Linked DNA regions of Homo sapiens: regions 1 and 3 are each linked to region 2. Evidence: read pairs that join two places in POLR2A ChIA-PET (ENCODE). Cell type or tissue: MCF 10A. All regions are shown on one strand. Each heading gives the region's core, and the rest is flanking DNA. Links, peaks and the distances in the headings are about the cores only. Region 1 overlaps RNF212B (ring finger protein 212B). Region 2 overlaps SLC7A8 (solute carrier family 7 member 8). Region 3 overlaps LOC105370406 (a long non-coding RNA gene).

The links. ChIA-PET counts read pairs that join two places held together with the same protein. Peaks named below come from ENCODE experiments on the same cell type or tissue, not always from the same donor. Only the 100,000 strongest peaks of a DNase experiment are listed, where the experiment ranks them.
Region 1: POLR2A ChIA-PET joins it to region 2 with 5 read pairs; 6 of 35 experiments call an interaction of 5 or more read pairs at or near these places.
Region 3: POLR2A ChIA-PET joins it to region 2 with 7 read pairs; 2 of 35 experiments call an interaction of 5 or more read pairs at or near these places.

Annotation. Positions count from the first base shown.
Region 1 is chr14:23,243,503-23,250,573 of GRCh38, forward strand. It overlaps RNF212B (ring finger protein 212B), which reads left to right. Exons shown (of 15, transcript NM_001282322.3): 4 at 820-894. Among named protein-coding and RNA genes, the nearest start is that of RNF212B, 9.1 kb to the left of the region's middle. In MCF 10A, for the core only: no CTCF peak of the experiment used is centred there; no DNase peak of the experiment used is centred there.
Region 2 is chr14:23,133,930-23,141,000 of GRCh38, forward strand. It overlaps SLC7A8 (solute carrier family 7 member 8), which reads right to left. Exons shown (of 11, transcript NM_012244.4): 5 at 6,542-6,695; 6 at 5,495-5,618; 7 at 3,992-4,095. Among named protein-coding and RNA genes, the nearest start is that of CEBPE, 18 kb to the left of the region's middle. RefSeq lists a silencer at 3,671-3,965. In MCF 10A, for the core only: no CTCF peak of the experiment used is centred there; a DNase peak (open chromatin) is centred at 3,642.
Region 3 is chr14:23,206,705-23,213,775 of GRCh38, forward strand. LOC105370406 (a long non-coding RNA gene) reads right to left here. Exons shown (of 4, transcript XR_943606.3): 2 at 589-753. It also overlaps a transcript of RNF212B not described here. Among named protein-coding and RNA genes, the nearest start is that of SLC7A8, 27 kb to the left of the region's middle. RefSeq lists an enhancer at 1-297. In MCF 10A, for the core only: no CTCF peak of the experiment used is centred there; a DNase peak (open chromatin) is centred at 3,547.

The sequences.
Region 1 (7,071 bases), core at 2,054-4,553, 110 kb after region 2:
CTGGGCAACATAGTGAAACCCTGTCTCTACTAAAATATAAAAAATTAGCCAGGCGTGGTGGTGCGGGCCTGTAGTCCCAGCAGCTTGGGAGGCTGAGGCACGAGAATTACTTGAGCCCAGGAGGTGGAAGTTGCAGTGAGCTGAGCTCGCGCCACTGCACTCCAGCTTGGGCTCAGAGTAAGACTCTGTCTCAAAAAAAAAAAAAAAAAAAAAAAAAGCAAGCAAGCAAGCAAGCAAGCAAGCAAAGAAACAAACTTGCAGATAGAAGTTTGTAAAAAGAGTATAAATAACAGGCCAGCTGAGGAGGCTCACACCTGTAATCCCAGCACTTTGGGAGGCTGATGCGGGTGGATCACCTGAGGTCAGGAGTTCGAGACCAGCCTGGCCAACATGAGGAAACCCTCGTCTCTACTAAAAATACAAAAATTAGCTGGGTGTGTTGGTAGGCACCTGTAATCCCAGCTACTCAGGAGGCTGAGGCAGAAGAATCACTTGAACCCAAAAGGCGAGGGTTGCAATGAGCCTAGATCACACCACTGCACTCCAGCCTGGGTGACAACAGCAAAACTCTGTCTCAAAGAAAAAAAAAAAGTATAAACAACAGATGGAAGCATTATTTGTGACCACTGTTACAGAAGCACAAGGTAAGGAGAATTGGACATATAATGTACATCTAGAAGAGTGGAGATCTCCCTTTTACACACAGTGGAGATAATGTCAGGTACATTAGAAAAGGTGGTACATCTTTTGTCATGTTAGTCAGTATTTTATTTTATTCAATTGTGGATATTCTCACAGTGTGTATTGCTCTCTTCGTAGCTGAAGCCTCAGGAGAAGATGTTTTTCAAAAGTCCTGTGGAGACAGCTTTGCAGTATTTTAGTCACATCTCTCAGGTATGAGAAACAAAAGTGAAGAAAATCTGACTCTCCAGGCAAATTCTAATTGCATCTTATTCCTTTATCAAAGGTTTTCTTTAAACTGCATTTGTACACAATGGAGGGAAATTGACTGCTTTCTTTGCTTTCTTCCTTGATGATACAAATTTCAATCAGTTAACTTTTTATTGACCCAGAATCTGTGATAGGCTGTAAAAGTCACTAAGTAGCTAACATCTTGCCTTGTATTTCCTAGTTGTATTAATTAATTTCTACGACTAAAGGTTGTTTTAGGGAGCTTTATCATTTTTCTCAGCAGATAGATGCACCTTCTAAAAATTGCTTTGAGTATATAGGCCTGGCCCTGCAAACAATAGGTTTGATGGTTTAACTTGCAACCAGTAGTTTATAGCACTAAGTTTACGAGAGTATTTCTTGTTTCCCATTCTCACTTTTCAATAACCTTTTTAGTAATACTTACCTCTTCATTTAGTGTTCATAACTGGTTGCTTGAATTTTAGGAAATATCTTTTCTTGATGTGTCATATGTTGGCATACAATTGACTTGATCAGGAGCAACAGGAATGTAGAAGAAGGTAGAGAGAAGGCAGGACAACCATTTGAGAGAGTTCCCAAGTTGTAAAAACTTTGGTTTTTTTCCTTCTACTCCCCATTTCTCTTAGATTATTCTATAGCCTCATGGAATTCCTATCTTGGCATATTTCTTGAGGTTTTTATCACTGTTCCCTTTCTATACTCTTACTTCTTATTCTTTTGAAAATACCCCTTTTCTAAACCTCAAGATGATCCTTAGTCATTTTCTGGTTGAAGATTTAATTTTTCTTCAGTGTCCTGCCTCTCAATCCTCACTCTAGAGATGGAGTAAGGGGAATTAAGGCTTGCTGCTTGCTGTCTTTAGCTGCTTGGTTGAGCCATCATATTTGACATACACTATATTTAACATTATAAGTATATTAAAATCCAGCTGAGACTCAAGGAGAAATGTAAACAAGGTCATAGGAACAAGAGAAAGAGCAGACCTTTAGTTAATAAATAAACCTAGGCATAGTTAATGATCAGTAGAGAAATCATATGTAGTCTGAATCCTAACCTGCCTGATCATGGGACCAATTACACATGGTCAAGTATCAAGATAAAAGAAATGGAAAGGGTCAGTTAATCATCACTTTAGTGAAGGGCCAATTTGGTGAAGTCAGCAAAGTCTGAAAATGTGTTTTCCTAATTTGTGAAGCTGAGTAACTGATCCAATACCTAGATTGTTTCATTCAGGCTTCTGCTCAAAACATTCTTCTTCAGTCAGTCCTTTAGTGACTCTCATATTTCAAATAGTAGCCCCAACATTTTCTACTCCTTACCATGCTTTTTTTTGCATTGTAGTTCTTTTCTCTAACATTATGTTATATATTTGTTGTCTGAATCCTGCACTGGAATATAAGCTCCATGAAAACAGATTTGGTTGGTTTTGCTTATTGTTCTCTTTTAATAGTCCTTAATAAGTAGTGGACGCTCAAGACGTTGTCATTGAATGAATGAATGAATGGAATGTTGTTGTAAATATCTATTTATGTTTTTATGTTCTCCAATCTCTACAAAGACTTAAGGCCATTTTTCTGCTGTACTTTGTGCTAATAGTTGATCAAGCTGACTGTTTTGAATTCTTTACTCACCTCAAGATAATCTTTCTGAGGGACTGGAGAACCTCATATAGATCTGTAAGTCTGTAAGTTTTCTTTTCTTTTTTTTTTTTTGAGATGGAGTCTTGCTTTTGTCTGTCACCCAGGCTGGAGTGCAGTGGCAAGATCTCAGCTCACTGCAACCTCTGCCTCCAGGGTTCAAGCGATTCTCCTGGGGGCAGGGCAATTTCAATCTTACTCATCTTATATGTCAGCTCCTAACATAGTACCAGGAGCATAGAAGGATTCAATAAATAATTTATGAAAGAATTAATGAACTAATCTTCCCTATTGAAGTTTTCCTTTAATGTATATGAAATACAGTAAAGTGATAATACTGGGAAAACTGTTGATGTAGAAATCTAATGACCAACTCGGCCTGCTAACTTATAGCTTTATTTCTTTGAACCAGTCATACTTCCTCACATGTAATATGAAATAATAATACTTATCCTACTTCTTGTAAAGATCCAATGAGACAATGTTTATGGAAATATTTTAAAAACTGTAAAGTACTTTAAAAAAAAACAAACAAAAAACAGAGACAGTCTTGCTATATTGCCCAGGCTGTTCTCAAACTCCTGGCCTCAAGCAGTCCTCCCACCTTGCCCTACCAAAGTGCCAGGATTACAGGTGTGAGCCACCATGCCCAATCTGAAAACTGTACTTTATTAGTTTAAAGAATAATGTGGAAAAGTCATGAAAGGTTATGAGTGATCACAAACCCACTTAAAAATAGTTGAAGATCATATAAGTGAAAAGAAGTTTGTATTTTAAAAAATTGTTGGCCGGGTGTGGTGGCTCACGCCTGTAATCCCAGCACTTTTGAAGGCCACGGTGGGTGGATCACCTGAGGTCCGGGGTTCGAGACCAGCCTGACCAACATGGAGAAACCCCGTCTCTACTAAAAATAAAAAATTAGCCAGGTGTGGTGGCACGTGCCTTTAATCCCAGCTACTCGGGAGGCTGAGGCAGGAGAATCACTTGAACCTGGGAGGTGGAGACTGCGGTGAGCCAAGATCGCACCATTGCACTCCAGCCTGGGCAACACGAGCAAAACTCCATCTCAAAAAAAAAAAAAATTGTTTTCAAGGGGAAGTATAAACACCCCATCTACTTTTTTTTTTAGGTCCACTAGTTTTCATGCAATCACCTTCTTTTTTAATAACAGCTTTATTGAGATGTAATTTACATACCATAAAATTTACCCTTTTAAAGTATGCAATTCAGTGGTTTTTAATACATCCACAGAATTGTGCAAACACTACTGCCTAATTTTCAAACATTTTCATCACCCCAGAAAGAAGCTCTGTACTTATCGGCAGGCACTTCCCAAACCCTTCCCACCCTCCCCATCCCCAGGCGATCACTAATTTACTTTCTGTTGCTATGGTTTTTCCTGTTCAGGGCATTTCATAAATATGGAATCATATAATGTATGGTCTTTTGTGACTTGCTGCATTCACTAAGTATAATGCTCTCAAGTTTCATCCATGTTGTAGCATCTCTGTTAGGACTTTATTAGTATTTCATTCCATTTTATGGCCAAATAATAATCTATTATATAAATGGATATACATTTTACTTATCCATTCATTAGTCAATAGACATTTGGGTTGTTCCTACTTTGGGGCTATTATAAGTAATATTGCTATGGAACATTTATGTACAAGTTTTTACATGGACATATATTTTTATTCCTCTTGGGTATATACCTACGAGTGGAATTTCTGGGTCAAATGGTAACTCTATATTTAACTTTTTTAGGAACTGCCAGACTGTTTTCCCAAGTGGCTGTACCATTTTACATCCTTAGCAGCTCTTTTAGTCTGTCTGGGCTGCTATAATAAAATACCTTAGACTGGGCAATTTCTAAATAACAGAAATTTAATTTTAACAGTTCTGGAGGCTGGGAAGTTCAACATCAAGGCACTAACAGATTCAGTGTCGGGGGAGGGCTTACTCTTTGCTTCCAAGATAATGCCTTCTTGCTGCATCCTCACATGGCAAAAGTGGCAAACAGGCTCCTTCAAGCCTCTTTTTATTTAGTTTTTTGAGACAGGGTCTCACTCTGTCACAAAGGCTGGAGTGCAGTGGTGTGGTTGTGGCCAGTGGTGCAATCATGGCTCCCTGCAGCCTTGCCCTCTTGAGCTCAGGCGATCCTCTCACCTCACCCTCCCAGGTAGCTGGGACTACAAGCACATGTCACCACACCTGGCTAGTTTTTGTGTTTTTTTTTTTTTAATAGATACAGGGTTTTACCATGTTGCCCAGGTCTCGAACCCCTGGGCTCACGCAATCTGCCCGCCTCAGCCTCCCAAAGTGCTGCAATTACAGGCATGAGCCACCACGCCCAACCCCAAGCCTCTTTTTTTTTTTTTTTTTTTGAGACAGAGTCTTGCTCTGTCGCCCAGACTGGAGTGCAGTGGCACGATCTCGGCTCACTGCAATCTCCGCCTCCCGGGTTCAAGCAATTATCCTGCCTCCACCTCCTGAGTAGCTGGGATTACGGGCATGCGCCACCACACCTGGCTAATTTTTGTATTTTTAATAGAGATGGGGTTTCACCGTGTTGGTCAGGCTAGTCTCGAATTCCTGACCTCGTGATCCGCCCACCTCAGCCTCCCAAAGTGCTGAGATTATGGGCATGAGCCATCACGCCCGGCCCCCAAGCCTCTTTTTATAAGGACACTAATCCCATTCACAAGAGCAAAGCCTTCATGACATAATCACCTCCTAAAGCCTCCATCTCTTAATACTATTGCATTGGGAGTTGAGTGTCAACAAATGAATTTTTGTGGGACACAAATATTCAGACCACAGCAGGCCAGTAAATATTTTAAGCTTTGCAGGCCATACAATTTCCGATGCTGCTACCCAACTCTGCTGTTGTAGCATGGAAGCAGCCATAGACAGCATGTAAGCAGCCACAGACAGCATGTAAGCAAATGTGTGTAATTATGTTCCAATAAAACTTATTTACAAAAACAGACAGCTGGTTATGGTCAGTTGTTTGCTGACCCTTGGTCTATTTTATGGTTTTTAAAAGATTTTTGAAGTCATATGTTTTTACTAATATATACATACATAATTGCTACATATACTGTTGGAATAAAATCAGGTCAAGATTTGATCTCATCAATAGACCAGAGCTTCTCCATCCCTCAGCTGAATTAAGAATTTGAACAACTGAGGTACTCAGTGGGCCAGGCGCAGTGGTTCATACCACTTTGGAGGCCAAGGTGGGAGGATTGCTTGAGGCCAGGGGTTTGAGACTAGCTTGGGCAACATAGTGAAACCCCTTCACTACAAAAAATTTAAAAATTAGCTGGGCATGGTGGCACACACCTGTAGTCCAGCTACTCAGGAGGCTGAGGTGGGAGAATTGCTTGATCCCAAGAGGTTGAGGCTGCAGTGAGCCATGATTGCACCACCATACTCCAGCTTGTGTAAAAATAAAAAATTAAAAAGAGATACTCAATGGTGCTTTTGAAGAAAAGTTGTATTTAGTTTGATATTATTTTACCTAAAAAGGAAAAGCTTTCAGTATTTAGGACTTCTGAAACAGTGTAGTTGAATTCTTCATCACTACTGAGCAGGGGATTGAGGAACCTTAGGCCAGTGTGAGGTAGTATTCCTTTGATCATACAAACTGTGCAACCCAAAACATAACCCTCTGCCTGGTGGGCTGCTGTGGCTCTCATCCAGAGTGGGTACTTCAGACATCTTACTAACAATTCTCCAATTGCTTTTGCTAAGAAAGCATTTTTAGGGTTCTTTTTTCCTCAAATCTGTTCCCTCTGAACCGTCACGATAATCTATTTCAATTACAAATCTGAACAAGTAACTGCCTTTTCAAAATCCTTTGGTGGCTTCCTATCACTTAAGTTTCAGACTGCTCAGAGTGATACATAGTTACCTTAACGTTCTGGTTCCTCCTAACCTCTCCAATTTCAATCACAACTACCATCTCACCTCTCATGTACAAACACAAGTTATTACGTAAGGTTATTTATTACCTAATCTATTAGGCAGATTCAGTTCTTTGCAGTTCTTTTACAGACCATATACTTTCATACCTTTATACCTGAAATGCCTGATTTCTACACTTTAAAAACTAAGTTAGGCCAGCCGTGGTGGCTCACGCCTCTAATCCCAGCACTTTTGGAGGCTGAGGGGGTGGATCACTTGAGGTCAGGGGTTCAAGATCAGCCTGGCCAATATGGTAAAACCCTGTCTCTACTAAAAATACAAAAAATTAGCCAGGTGTCATGGTGGCGCGTGCCTGTAATGCCAGCTGCTTGGGAGGCTGAGGCATGAGAATTGCTTGAACCTGGGAGGCAGAGGTTGCAGTGAGCCTAGAATGTGCCACTGCACTCCAGCCTGGGTGACAGAGCGAGACTCTGTCTCAAAAAAAAAAAAAAAGACTGAATTAATAATTACCTCTTAATCATTATCTCTATATCTTGTAAGTACTTGTGTTCTGCGTATAACCTAGTGT
Region 2 (7,071 bases), core at 2,673-5,172:
AACTATAATGCAAATAATTTTTTTTTTTTGAGACATGGTCTTGCTCTGTTGCCCAGGCTGGAGTGCAGTAGCACGATGATGGCTCACTGTAGCCTTGACCTCCCAAACTCAAATGATCCTCCTGTCTCAGTCTTCCAAGTAGCTGGGACTACAGGTGTGCACCACCACACCCAAATGCCAATTAATTTTAAGATTATTTATGGGCCTATTTATTAAAATGCTAACTGATTGTCTCTGGGTGGTGAAATTATGGTTAATTTTAATTTTCTTCCTTATACATTAGAGAAAAAATTTTAAAAATCGCAAAATGCAGCCTGGGCAACATGGTGAAACCCTGTCTCTACAAAAAATACAAAAATTAGCCAGGCGTGGTAGAGCGTGCCTGTAGTTCCAGCTACTGAGGGGGCTGAGGTGGGAGGATCACTTGAGCCTGGGAGGTTGAGGCTGCAGTGAGCTGTATTTGCACCACTGCACTCCAGCCTGGGTGACAAAGTGAGACCCTGTCTCCAAAAAAAAAAAAAAAAAAAAAAAGAAAAGATAAGGAAAAGGAAAAAATGAATAAAATTCTAAAATAGATGGAATATTTATAATCAGAATAAAGATTTTTTAACTTAAAAAATTAAACTTTTTATTTTTCCAATTTTTAGAGATGGGGTCTTGCTCTGTCACCCAGGCTGGAGTAGAGTGGCGTGATTATAGCTCACTGCAGCCTCCAATTCCTGGGCTCCAGTGATCCTCTAGTCTCAGCCTCCTGAGCAGCTGGGACTACATGTACATATCACCGTGCTCAGTTAACTTAAAAAATGAAACTTTTTATTTTGAGATAATTGTAGATTTGCATTCAGTGAATCTTACAACCAAGTACAGTTGTAAGAAATAATAAGGAGAGATCCTATGTATCTTTTGCCCAGTTTCCTCCATTGGTAACATGCTACACAATTATATTATAATATCACAACTAGGATATTGATGTTTAAATCAATTTTATTTTTTACTTATTTTTCTTTGCTAATTTTTTGTAGTGACAAGGTCTTGCCTTGTTGCCCAGGCTGGTCTGGAACTACTGGGCTCAAGCAATCCTTCCACCTTGCCTTCCCAAAGCACCGGGATTACAGGCGTGAGCCACCACGCCCAGCCCTAAAAGTTATTATTTTTTTAATATTTTTTATTTTTATTGAGACAGAGTCTTGCTCTGTTGCCCAGGCTGGAGTGCAGTGTCACGATCTCGGCTCACTGCAACCTCCGCCTCCTGGGTTCAAGTGATTCTTCTGCCTCAGCCTCCTGGGTAGCTGGGAGTACAGGCACCTGCCACCACGCTCAGCTAATTTTTGTATTTTTTTTAGTAGAGGTGGGGTTTCATTATATTGGCTAGGCTGGTCTCAAACTCCTGACCTTGTGATCCGCCCGCCTCAGCCTCCCAAAGTGCTGGGGATTATAGGTGTGAGCCACTGCGCCTGGACATAAAAGTTATTTTTAAAAAGAAAAGTTTTAGGCCAGGTGCGGTGGCTCACGCCTGTAATTCCAGCACTTTGGGAGGCTGAGGCGGGCGGATCACGAGGTCAGGAGATCAAGACCGTCCTGGCTAACATGGTGAAACCCCGTCTCTACTAAAAATACAACAAATTAGCCAGGCGTGGTGGCAGGCGCCTGTAGTCCCAGCTACTCGGGAAGCTGAGGCAGGAGAATGGCGTGAACCCGGGAGGCAGAGTGTGCAGTGAGCCAAGATTGCGCCACTGCACTCCAGCCTGGGCGACAGAGCGAGACTCTGCCTTAAAAAAAAAAGAAAAATTTTAAGAGAATAATTTGAATGTTCCTAGCATAAAGAAAAGACAATATTGAAGGAGATGGGATATCTCAATTACTCTGATTTGATTTTTACACATTATATCAATGTATTGAAACATCATCTGTAGCTTGAAAATATGTACATCTATTATATACATATGAATATGAAACTTGAACATAAAAATCAGCCCTCCTTCCCTTTTACTCTCCTAAGAGAAAAGTGAATATTAGAAGCTGTCAACAGTAATTTACATGTCAGTGCAAATTGGACCACTTTTTTCTTTTTTCTGGGGAAAGGCCCACCTAAGGGATGACAGGCAGGGTACAGCTTGATAGGAACAAAAAGGCACATATTCAGCACACTGGGAGTTCAGAGGAGAATAGTCATTTACTTTGTAATTTGTGTATGGAGTAGACTGAAGCGAACAGCAGCAGCTAATCAGAAGTGTGGGAGCTGACTGTATCCCCAAGTACCCATAAGCAGTAACCATCATGAACTCCCTAGGCCGGTGTCACTAGTTTCATGCAGCCATACACATCCCTGTCCCCTCTCCCATGCTACTGCCCCTCTACAGGGCAGTCTCATGCACCAGGTGCTCTGTGGGGCTCATCGTGCACATAGCCAGGGTCCTGCACTCACGTCCCCCCTCCACATGCAGACAAGACCAAGTGTAATTGTCCAGATCCAACAGCATTTGCAAGTGTCAGGTTCACAAGAGACAGTCCTTGCCCAGCTAGCCGATAACGGAGGAGACGATGACATTAAGCATAACACACATCCACACACTCTGACTCTTCAGGAAGGATCATCCTCTCCCTACCCGAGAACACAAAGGAGTGACAGAGAGATAAAGAAGGAGGGAAGGAGAAGGAAGGAAGAAGGAACTGGAAAGATGAGCAGGGGAGGCCTGGGTGGGTGAGGTCTGGCCTCTGAATCGGAGGTGGAGCACACCATGCGCCACCGTTTCCTGCATGCACACACGACTAGACCACATGCACGCAGACCGCTGCTAGGCCTGCCTGAGGGACAAACCCCACTCTAAAGTGACTGTAGCCAGTCACTCTCCTCCAATAGATCTCAGGGAGCCTCACGGGTCACTGTTCCTCCACCGCTTGGCCTCGGCGGGGCCTCCGTGTGGCCACTGCTCCTGTGTAACATGCACACGAGGTTGCTGTGGGTGAGCGTCACAGGGTCCCGGGGTACAGGGGACACCCACACCACCTCTTTCCAGCCCTGGGTCCTAAAAACATTGCACTCCCTTGTTATTTCACAGGAACTCTTCCTGATGTGACGGCTTTGGAAGCAGCTGAACTCACGGACTCATCTTTGGAGCAGGACTGTACTTTCTGAGGGCAGGGGGTGCTTTCTAAGAACCTGGGAGGATCCCTTGAACCACACAAATGGAAGTCATTCAACATCTGCTAGCCTCAACAGCCCCTTCTGAAGACAGCAAAAGAAAGGGCCGGGTCCCTGGATGCATGGAGGCAGGACCTGGGACTCGTGGACCCGCTCGCACTTCTGGCTTCTGAGAGTGCTCTGGGGTGGGGGTCACGGATAAAAGGCTCTTTCTTTGGACAAATGTTTGCTTTCCACTTTTCCCCACCCTCTCACTTCACATTCTCCACCTGAGTCTCATGGGTGGCCTCAAAAAGGCCTCTACAGCCACCTCTCTGTTGAGCAGGGAGGAGCTCTGCATTCTTGGGGCAATCAGGGTGAAGCCATCCCACCTGCAGGCTAGTTCCAGAACATTCATGGGAGGCCAGACCCAGAGGCCCCAGGCACAAGTCTCCCTCTTGGTCCCTTTCCAAATGGGGTTCTTTTCTAGCCAGCAGCAGCCTGTTTACAGGTACAGGACTGCAGCCAAGATACTGCCTTGCTGCCAACCACAGCCACTGACTGGGGGCGGCGTCAGGCAGGCTGGCGGCCTCCTCTGTCTTCTGCTCCTTTTGAAATGAGACAGGCCACTACATGTGAAGCACCTAGGACCCGTATGCCACACACATCGCAGGTGACCACGTGAGCAGCACACACTCCTCAGCATCCACACTGACACACACGCCCTCATGTGAGCAGTCACCCCTCTGCAAGCCCAACATCCAGATGCCCACACAGACCCCTGCTGACAGAGACAAGCCCACCATATACAAATAGCAAAGTGCACAGCAGAGTGGCCCCTGGCCGGGGAAGGGCCCAGGCAGCACTCACCGAGAGGAGGTGAAGAGAGACCCATTAACTCCTCCAAATGTGGACAGGGCAACAGAAATGGGCATGATCCAGGCCATGACTCCTAGGAGCTTCTCTCCAAAAGTCTGGGAGAGGAACCAAGGAGATAAGCAAAGGAGAGGTCACCACTCCCCGACCCCTCAGCTCCCACTTCACTCTGGGAAACCGTTTCTCCTATCTCCACCCTTGCTAATTCTCTCTCGCCAAGCTTCTTAATTGCCCCCACCCTCTCAAGGGTGGACCCCTACACAGGGTGGTTAATGCATGTTTTAGGCTAATTAACTGAAGGAGGTAGTACACACTGGTAATAATAATAATGAACTAACACTTACTAATCTTGTTTTATGGGTGAGGAACTGAGTCACATAGTGATTAAGTAGCTTGCCTAAGATTACACACCCAGCGAGTGGAGGGGCCAGCATTGGAAGCCAGGTGGTGTGATCCAGGCCTTACATACATTATATGATTTCTCCAGCACAGGGAAGGGCACAGGCTTGTCAGGCAGATCTGTCAGGCAGATCCAGGCTCAAATCCTTGCCCTCCAGCTAGGAGCTGTGAGACCTTGAGCAAAGTTTATGATTTTTGAGCCTCTGTCTCCAACTGCAAAATAGGGATTAATCCAGAATCACAGGGTGAGAATTTCTCAATTCATCAAAACAGATGAGTTGGGGGTAAAATAATAGGAATGAGCCCCTCCTTAGTCTGAGAAAGAAAAGGCTGTGAAGCTATAGATGAATCTTCATGTATTTAAGGACTATACAATGCAGGAGACCAGCCTTTTCTATATTCCCTGAGCCAGGTTTACAGCACATTACCAAGGAGAGATTGTTCAGAATAGAAGGCTGTTGGTCATAAGAACAGGCTGCCCCAGGAGATGGGAGGACCTCTTTCTTTACAGTCTTTTGAGATAAGGCCAGTGAAGAGACTGGCAGGCTGGGTGGTGGCCCAGCCTGATGCCAGGTGAGGGAGCAAGGTGCCTCCCAGGTCCTTCTTAGATGTGAAGGATCCCAACCCCTTGCACCAGCATGGTCTCTTTCCCCAAAGAGCACACCTGACTTCTGCTTCTGGAGGAGAAGGCAGAGAGAAAAGGCATGTCTTGTGCAAGATTATGTCTTTCTGAGGAGGGGCCTGTCTGCTTCATACCACTCTCACATTTAGAGCTTTAAGTGCCCGAGACTAGGAGTTGGCAAACTTTTTCTGTAAAGGGCCAGATAGTAAATGTCTTATAGCTTCTCAGGCCACGCGGTCTCTGTGGCAATGACTCGGTTCTGCCATTGTAGCTGTTCTAGGTACAACCCAGCCACCTGTTTGCTCCTGGGCACTTAAAGATACCCCAGCCAATGACATATGTGGTTTCTGCCCTGAGAACTTGGGGGTGATTTCCACTTCCACAAGGCCATGGATCAGGGAAAAGTGAGTGGGGCTACAGCAGGCAAGTCTATGTCTGCATTCCTGGTATGAGACTCTGGGACTTTCATTTCTTACCACAGCGACGGCGTTGGATGCCAGCAGCTCCTGGGGGGACATTGCAGTGACATAAGCGACATTGGCAAAGACATACACAAATGTGACCAGTGGGATGGAGATGAAGATGGCTCTGGGAAGGTTCCTGTAGAGGGAGAGGAGGTGAGGGGAAGGGCTGGCACCCGGGACACCCGCCTTGCCATGGAGTCCAGGGGGTGTCTTCTGTCTTTCTGCATGCGTGTAGCCTTACAGCCTTCTGTGAGGCTTCCTTTCCCTGGGAGGTGGGCTTTGTCTCAATATGGGCAGGATAATTTAAAGGAAATGAGGCTGAGCGTGGTGGTTCACACCTATTATCCCAGCCCTTTGTGAGGCCAAGGAGGGAGGATTGTTTGAGCCCAGGAGTTCGAGGCCAGCCCTGGCAACATAGCAAGGCCTCTTCTTTACAAATTAAAAAATTAACTGGGCATGGTGGCATGTGCCTGTAGTCCCAGATACTTAGGAGGCTGAGGTGGGAGGATTGCTTGAGCCCAGAAGACTGAGGCTGCAGTGAGCTATGACTGCACTGCTGGACTCCAGCCTGGGTGACAGGGTGAGACCCTGTCTAAAAACAAAACAAAACAAAAGAAAAAATAAGTTAAAAAAATGAAGGCAATAAAACAACTCAGGTTGGAAATACGCTCCACACCTGTTGATCTTGACCTGAATCTCCACAATGCACCTTTTCCCCCTGCCTCAAGACACCAAGACCGGCCTGTCCTGAAACAAGCAAGATTCCCAGAAGCCTCTCAGGGCACAATTCATTCTCTAAGGCAGTAGTGTTACTGCAGGACAGTTTTCAGCTTCTAATCTGCTCTGGGAAAGTCACTGGATCCTTTCCTCCTCCTGGTGGGGTGAACGGCAAATGGTTTAAGTGCCTGGGAAATGAACTACGACTTCAGGATAGATCAAATCACAGTTAGAATGGGGCTTTGGAAGGCGAGGTGGGCAATGGACACCTGCTCCCTCTTTCCAGCAGCAGGTGCTGTGGCCCTTCAAGGGAGAGGGAATAGCCAGGCTCTTTCAACTCACTTGTAGGGATCAACAAGCTCCTCAGTCACGTAATTCAGAAAGTTCCAGCCTCCATAGGCAAAGGAGCCCTGAAGGAAAGCCAGTGCGACGAGGCCGATGTCAGGTTCCTGGAAATTCTCAAATGCATTCTTTGGCTCCAGCCAGAAGTACTCTCCTGTGGACACAAGCAACAGGAGGCCGCTCAGTGAGACAAGTCAGGGGCCCAGCAGCCCCTGGCCTGCCCTGGCCCACCTCTCACCCCTCCCTGTGGCAATGACACCAACTCTGTCTTGTCTCCAGTGAACCCAACATATTGGATAAATTGGGATAAAGGGAGCAGGGAATTTCAGGTCCAGGGCTTCCGAGACCCCGGAAACTACGAGTCCAAATGAGGGTTTAAGTGCCGTTCTGAATGCTCCTTTTGTAAAAGGCAAAGTTATTTAAAAGGAAAGGACATGGTAAATTGGGCTTTGGAAATACAGGATTGGAGTCATTGGTAATCTCCTGACCACTTTCTCTAAGTTTCTACATTTTCATGAAGAAGCATCCAG
Region 3 (7,071 bases), core at 2,450-4,949, 73 kb after region 2:
GAGAGAAAAAATGTGGTGGTGCTAGAGGGAGACACTTTTATTTTTCTTTGAGTCAAATTAAACATAAAATTAAACTATACTCTGTCTTAAAAACCCAAGAGTAGCCTCTGTTGCAGTAACTATTTTAGCAAAACAAACAAACAAACAAAAAATCAGGTGAAAACAGAATTCAGATAACTGAGAAGAAAAAGAAAAACAAACTTTCGTTAAAAAAAAAAAGACAAGGTCTTAGAAGAGAAAAACAACAACAACAAACAAAAACATGAAGGCCTTTCAAATACAAACATGCACACATACACACACACATCTTGGGTGTGTTATCCTTTTAATTAAGCTGATTTTTAACCATTGAGCTGCTTAAAATTTTTTTTCTTTAAATCTTATTACCATATTTCAGCTAGGACAAAATGCTGCTATTTCAGAAGTACAGCCAACAACAAGAGTTAAGCGAAACTAACAATGATCACACAACATACGATTTCTGAGTGTTCTAAGTGTAAGTAGGAATTAACACCAGCTGGCTGGTAAATGCTAACTTTAGTCATTTAAAAGGAATTGGCAAGACAGAATCCCAAACCAGTTTCTTACCTAGTGATGGGTCTCAGGCTGTAGACTGCTCTCTACTATTCTAGAGGCAGGAAAAAAAACCTCATCTTCCCTGTTGGAAGCCAGCTCAAATTCCATAAAGGAGTTACCTGCCTTTCATCGTCATGGAAGGAGGAAAACTTGCCTTCCTGTTGGAAGCAAGTAAAACTACAAAAAACAAAAAGAAGAGTTGTACAGCAAAATAAACTTTAGATCTCCACCAAATTTGGGGAGATCAGGCATTCTCTGTAGAGGGTATTTTCAGACCTCAGCAAATTGTCCTATTAGTTTGAGCCATAGAGTTAGCTCATGCTGGTACCAAGCACAGATAGGAGATTTGTCAAAGGTCGGGGGCAACTCCACTCAGAATCCTCCCATGGTTACCAAAATGCGAATCCTGAAAATTTGAGACAGGTCTCAGTTAATTTAGAAAGTTTATTTTGCCAAGGTTGAGAACACGCCCCTCCATGACACAGCCTCAGGAAGTCCTGACAACATGTGCCCAAGGTGGTCGGGGTACAGCTTAGTTTTATACATTTTAGGAAGACATGAGACATCAATCAATATATGTAAGAATAACATTGGTTCAGTCTGGAAAGGTGGGACAACTTGAAGCAAAGGTAGGCAGACTCTAAGCGGAGAGGGGGCTTCCAGGTCACAGATAAATGAGACATTGCATTCTTTTGAGTTTCTGTTAGCCTTTCCAAAGGAGGCAATCAGATATGCATCTATATCAGTGAGTACAGGGGTGACTTTGAAGAGAATGGGAGGCAGGTTTGCCCTAAGCAGTTCCCAGCTTGACTATTCCCTTTAGCTTAGTGATTTGGGGGCCCCAAGATTTATTTCCTTTCACAATAAGGGCAACCTGGGCTCCTTGGAGAAATGGCTTTTAGAGCTGGGTCAAGGAAAGCACGAGATGAGTGTGGCACATTTCAAAAGACTTAGGAGTCAGCCGGATGTGGTGGCTCACACTTGTAATTCCAGCACATTGGACGAGAAGATCACTGGAGGCCAGGAGTTTGAGACCCTGTCCCTCCAAAAATAAATAAATACATAAATTAGTCCAGAGTGATGGTGTGTGCCTGTAGTTCTAGCTACCTGGAAGATTGGAGCTGGAGAATAACTTGAGCCCAGGAGTTCAAGACTGCAATGAGCTATGATCACACTGCACTCTAGAATGGGTGACAGAGTGAGATCCTATCTCTAAAAAAAATGACATAGGAGTCAATCTGAAAGTGCTCTTCCATGGCCAAAGCTGGAATAATTTGAGCAACAAAATAAGTAGCACAGTATTGTTACAGGAAAGGGGCCCAGACCCAGACCCCAAGAGAGAGTTCTTGGATCTCACTCAAGAAAGAACTCAGGGTGAGTCTGCAGTGCAAAGTGAAAGCAAGTTTATTAAGAAAGTAAAGGAATAAAAGAATGGCTACTTCACAGACAGAGCAGTCCCAAGGGCTGCTGGTTGCCGTTTTTTTTTTTTTTTTTTTGAGACGGAGTCTCACTCTGTCGCCCAGGCTGGAGTGCAATGGCGCGATCTCAGGTCACTGCAAGCTCTGCCTCCCAGGTTCACGCCATTCTCCTGACTCAGCCCCCTGAGTAGTTGGGACTACAGGTGCCCGCCACTACGCCTGGCTAATTTTTTGTATTTTTAGTAGAGACGGGGTTTCATCGTGTTAGCCGGGATGGTCTCGATCTCCTGACCTCGTGATCCGCCCGCCTTGGCCTCCCAGAGTGCTGGGATTACAGGCGTGAGCCACCGTGCCCGGCCTGGTTGCCCATGTTTATGGTTATGTATTGATGATATGCTAAACAAGGGGTGGATTATTCATGCCTCCCCTTTTTAGACCATATAAGATAACTTCCTGACGTTGCCATGGCATTTGTAAACTGTCATGGTGCTGGTGGGAGTGTAGCAGTAAGGACGACCAGAGGTCACTCTCGTAGCCATTTTGGTTTTGGTGGGTTTTGGCCGGTTCCTTTACCGCAACCTGTTTTACCAGCAAGGTCTTTATGACCTGTATTTTGTGCTGACCTATCTCATCCTGTGACTTAGAATGCCTTAACCATCTGGGAATGCAGCTCAGTAGGTTTCAGCCTCATTTTACCCAGCTCCTATTTAAGATGGAGTTGCTCTGGTTCACACACCTCTGACAGTATTAGATTATAATCCAATGTATAAAATGTGTAAAAGTATCTAATATTAGATATCCAATGTATAAAATATACATGCCTCCATACTGATATAAACAAATGATTGACTAAAAGACTAAATGGTGGAGTGGAAACAAATCTTTACAGAATACTTTGACTTCCAAATTTTAAATAATATATGTAGATACTTTTTCTTGCAGGAGGTAATGCTTAACCACTTTGAGGGTAGGCTGGATTGAGGGACTCTCTTTCAAAGAATAGATGGAAAGGGAAAAATAGTAACTTTACAGTGGAGAAACCTGGCAACCACTCTCTTAAACAACAACTCAAAATTAATATCATCAGTTAGATATATGGATATCATGTACCCCTGATACAACATGATGACAGGGCACTTTGCCTCTGTGATTCTTTTAAAACATCTATGACTGGCCCAGTGAGGTGACTCAAACCTGTAATCACAGCACTTTGGGAGGCCGAGGTGGGCTGATCACTTGAAGCCAGGAGTTTGAGACCAGCCTGGCCAACATGATGAAACCCTGTCTCTGTTAAAAATACAAAAATTAGCTGGCATGATGTGTGTGCCTGTAATCCCAGCTACTGGGGAGGCTGAGGCAGGAAAATTGCTTGAACCTGGAAGGTGGAGGTTGCAGGGAGCCAAGATTGCACCACTGCACTCCGCCTGGGCAATAGAGTGAGACTGTCTCAAAACACGAACAAACAAAATAAACAAATACCCCTATGACTAAGTTGAATCATGATACAAGCATCAGACAAGCCCAAACTGAGGGACATTCTACAAAACACATGACCCATTTTCCTTAAAACCGTCAAGCTCATGAAACACAATGAAAGATTGAGAAACCGTCTCTGACCAGAGAATGCTAATGAGACATGACAATGAAACGCAGTGCGGTATATAGGCTTGGACTGTAGAACAGAGAAAGGATATTAGTAGGAAAATGAGATTTGAACAAAGTCTGGAGTTTAGTTAATTATAATGTGCCAATGTTGGTTTCTCAGTTTTGACAAATATCACATAGAAATGTAGGATGGGGTGGGCGTGGTGGCTCACGCCTATAATCCCAGAACTTTGGGAGGCTGAGGCGGGTGGATCACGAGGTCAGGAGTTTGAGACCAGTCTTGCCAACATAGTGAAACCCCGTCTCTACTAAAAATGCAAAAAATTAGCTGGGTGTGGTGGTGTGAGCCTGTAATCCCAGCTACTCAGGAGGCTGAGGCAGGAGAATTGCATGAGCCCAGGAGGTGGAGGTTGCAGTGAGCCAGGATCACGCCATTGCCCTCCAGTCCAGGTGACAGTGTGAGACTCTGTCTCAAAAAAAAAAAAAAAAAAAGAAATGTAGGATGATAACATTAGGGAAAACTGAAACTGGGTGAAGGATATCCAGGAACTCTCTGTACTACCTTTGCAAACTTTCCTGTAAATCTAAAATTATTCCAAAATAAAAAGCTATTTTACAAAAAGATAATGAATAAGATAATGTTATAAACAGTGTTAAAGCAACAAATTCACTTTGGGAGGCCAAGGTGGACAGATCACGAGGTCAGGACTTCGAGACCAGACTGGCCAACATAGTGAAACCCCGTCTCTACTGAAAATAAAAAAATTAGCTGGTCGTGATGGCGTACGCCTGTAATCCCAGCTACCTGGGAGGCTGAGGCAGGAGAATTGCTTGAATCTGGGAGGTGAAAGTTGTGGTGAGCTGAGATTGCACCACTGCCCTCCAGCCTGGGCAACAGAGTGAGACTCTGTCTCAAAAAAAAAAAGAAAGAAAAAGCAACAAATTGAACAACTTAGATAAAAATGGACGAACTCCTTGAAAGACATAAACTACTAAAACACAGGCAAGATGAATAGATAACCTAAATATCTCTATACCTATTAATATAATTGAATTTGTAGCTAAAAATCTTCCCACAAAGAAAACTCCAGGCTTAGATGGCTTCACTGGTAAGTTCTACCAAACATTTAAGAAAAAAATAATGCCAATTCTACACAAATACTCCCCAAAAGTTAAAGAGAAAGGAATAGTTCCCCAATGATTCTTAGAGGTCAGCATTATTCAGATACCAAAATCATACAAAGATCGTACCAGAAAACTAAAGACCAGTTCCTCTCACGAACATAAATGCAGCAAATAAAATCAAACAATGCATAAAAAGGATAATACGTCATGAACAAATTTATCCCAGGAACACATAATTGATTTAACATTCAAAAACAATGTAATTCACCATAGAGACACACTTAAAAAATAAAAATTAGTATTATTATTTTTGAGACAGAGTCTCCCACTGTCACCCAAGCTGGAGTGCAGTGGTGCAAACTTGGCTCACTGAAACCTCTGCCTCCAGGATTCAAGCATTTCTCTCGCCTCAGTCTCCCAAGTAGCGAGGACTACAGGCACATGCCACCATACCTGGCTAATTTTTTTGTACTATTTTTAGTAGAGACAGGGTTTTGCCATGTTGGCCAGGCTGGTCTTGAAGTCCTGACCTCAAGTTATCTGCCCTCCTCAGCCTCCCAAAGTGCTGGGATTACAGGCATGAGCCACCGTGCCTGACCAAAAAAGAAAAATTATATTAACAGATACAGCAAAAGCATTTAACACAATCCAATATCCAATCCTGACTTTAAAAAAATCTCAACAAATTAGAAATAGAAGGGAACATCCTTGAAAGGGCACTTAGGAGAAAATTGTAGCCAGCCTTATACATAATGGTGAAATACTGAATGCTTTTTCCCTATGATCAAGACTAACACAAGGATGTCTGCCTTCACCACTTCTCTTCAACATTATGCCGATGGCTATGGCCACTGCAGTTAGGCAAGAAAAAATAAAGGTATACAAACTGGAAAGGAAGAAGGAAAACTGTTTTTCTTTTTTTGAGCTCTACTGCTTAAGAAGTAAAACTTAAAAGTGTTTTTACTCACAGACGGCATGATTATCTATCTAGAAAATCAAATGGAATCTGTGAAAAAGCTCTATAATAATGGGGTTTGAAAAGTTTGTAGAATACAAGATCAATAACAGAAAAATCAGTTGTACTTCTACACAATAAGCAATCAGAAATTTAAACTTTATTTTTTATTTTTAAATTTTATTTTATTTTATTTATTTATTTATTTTTGAGACAGAGTCTCGCTCTGTCGCCCAGGCCCAGGCTGGAGTGCAGTGGCGCAGTCTCGGCTCACTGCAAGCTCCGCCTCCTGGGTTCACACTATTCTCCTTTATTTTTTAATTTAATAGAGATGGAGTCTTGCTATGTTGCCCAGGGTGGTCCCCTCCCACCTCAGCTTCCCAAAGTGCTGGGATTACAGGTGTGATTCACCATGCCCAGCCAGAAATTTAAATTCTAAAAGACAATACCACTTTTTAGTTTTTGTTTATTTTTCTAAAATTATTTACTTTATTTCTTTTTACAATTTTTTGAAGTAATTTCTTTTTTGCCAGCCTAATAGTAGATTTCAGACATTATCATTTATGATAATATCAGCAAATATAAAATTATTAGGGATAAATCTGATAAAACATGTAAAAGACCTGTACACTAAAAATTATAACACAGGCCGGGCATGGTGGGTTATGCCTGTAATCCCAGCACTTTGGGAGGCCGAGGTGGGCATATCACAAGGTCAGGAGATCGAGACCATCCTGGCTAACACAGTGAAACCCCGTCTCTACTAAAAAATACAAAAAATTAGCCGGGCGTGGTGGCAGGCGCCTGTAGTCCCAGCTACTCGGGAGGCTGAGGCAGGAGAATGGCGTGAACCCGTGAGGCGGAGCTTGCAGTGAGCCGAGATCGCACCACTGCACTCCAGCCTGGGCGACAGAGTAAGACTCCGTCTTAAAAAAAAAAAAAATTATAAAACGTTACTGAGAGAAATTAAAGAAGACCTAAATAAATGAAGAGATATACTTTGTTCATGAGATGGAAGACTCAATATTGTTAAGAAGTCAATTTTTCCCAATTTGATCTATAGATTCAATGCATTTCCAATAAAAATTCCACCAGGAGTCATGAGGCGGAAAGAAGAAGTATTGAGACAATTCATCCACATTCTCCTGTCCCTCTGGGTATCAGCAAATCACTGCAGAGAGCTAAACTTCCACCCCGACTCGGCAGCAAGAAGGTGGTGGGAGTCAGTGCTCAGCTTTTCCTGGAAAGGTGTCAGTGGGACCCAGTGGGGAGCTGAACATTTACCACTTTTAGGAACTGTGTGCTCTACCTAAACAGGGTGACTGCATGCCAAATGAAGAAAGAAAGAGAGAGAAGAAGTGAGGAAGAGAGGTAGAGAGAGAGAAAGAGAGG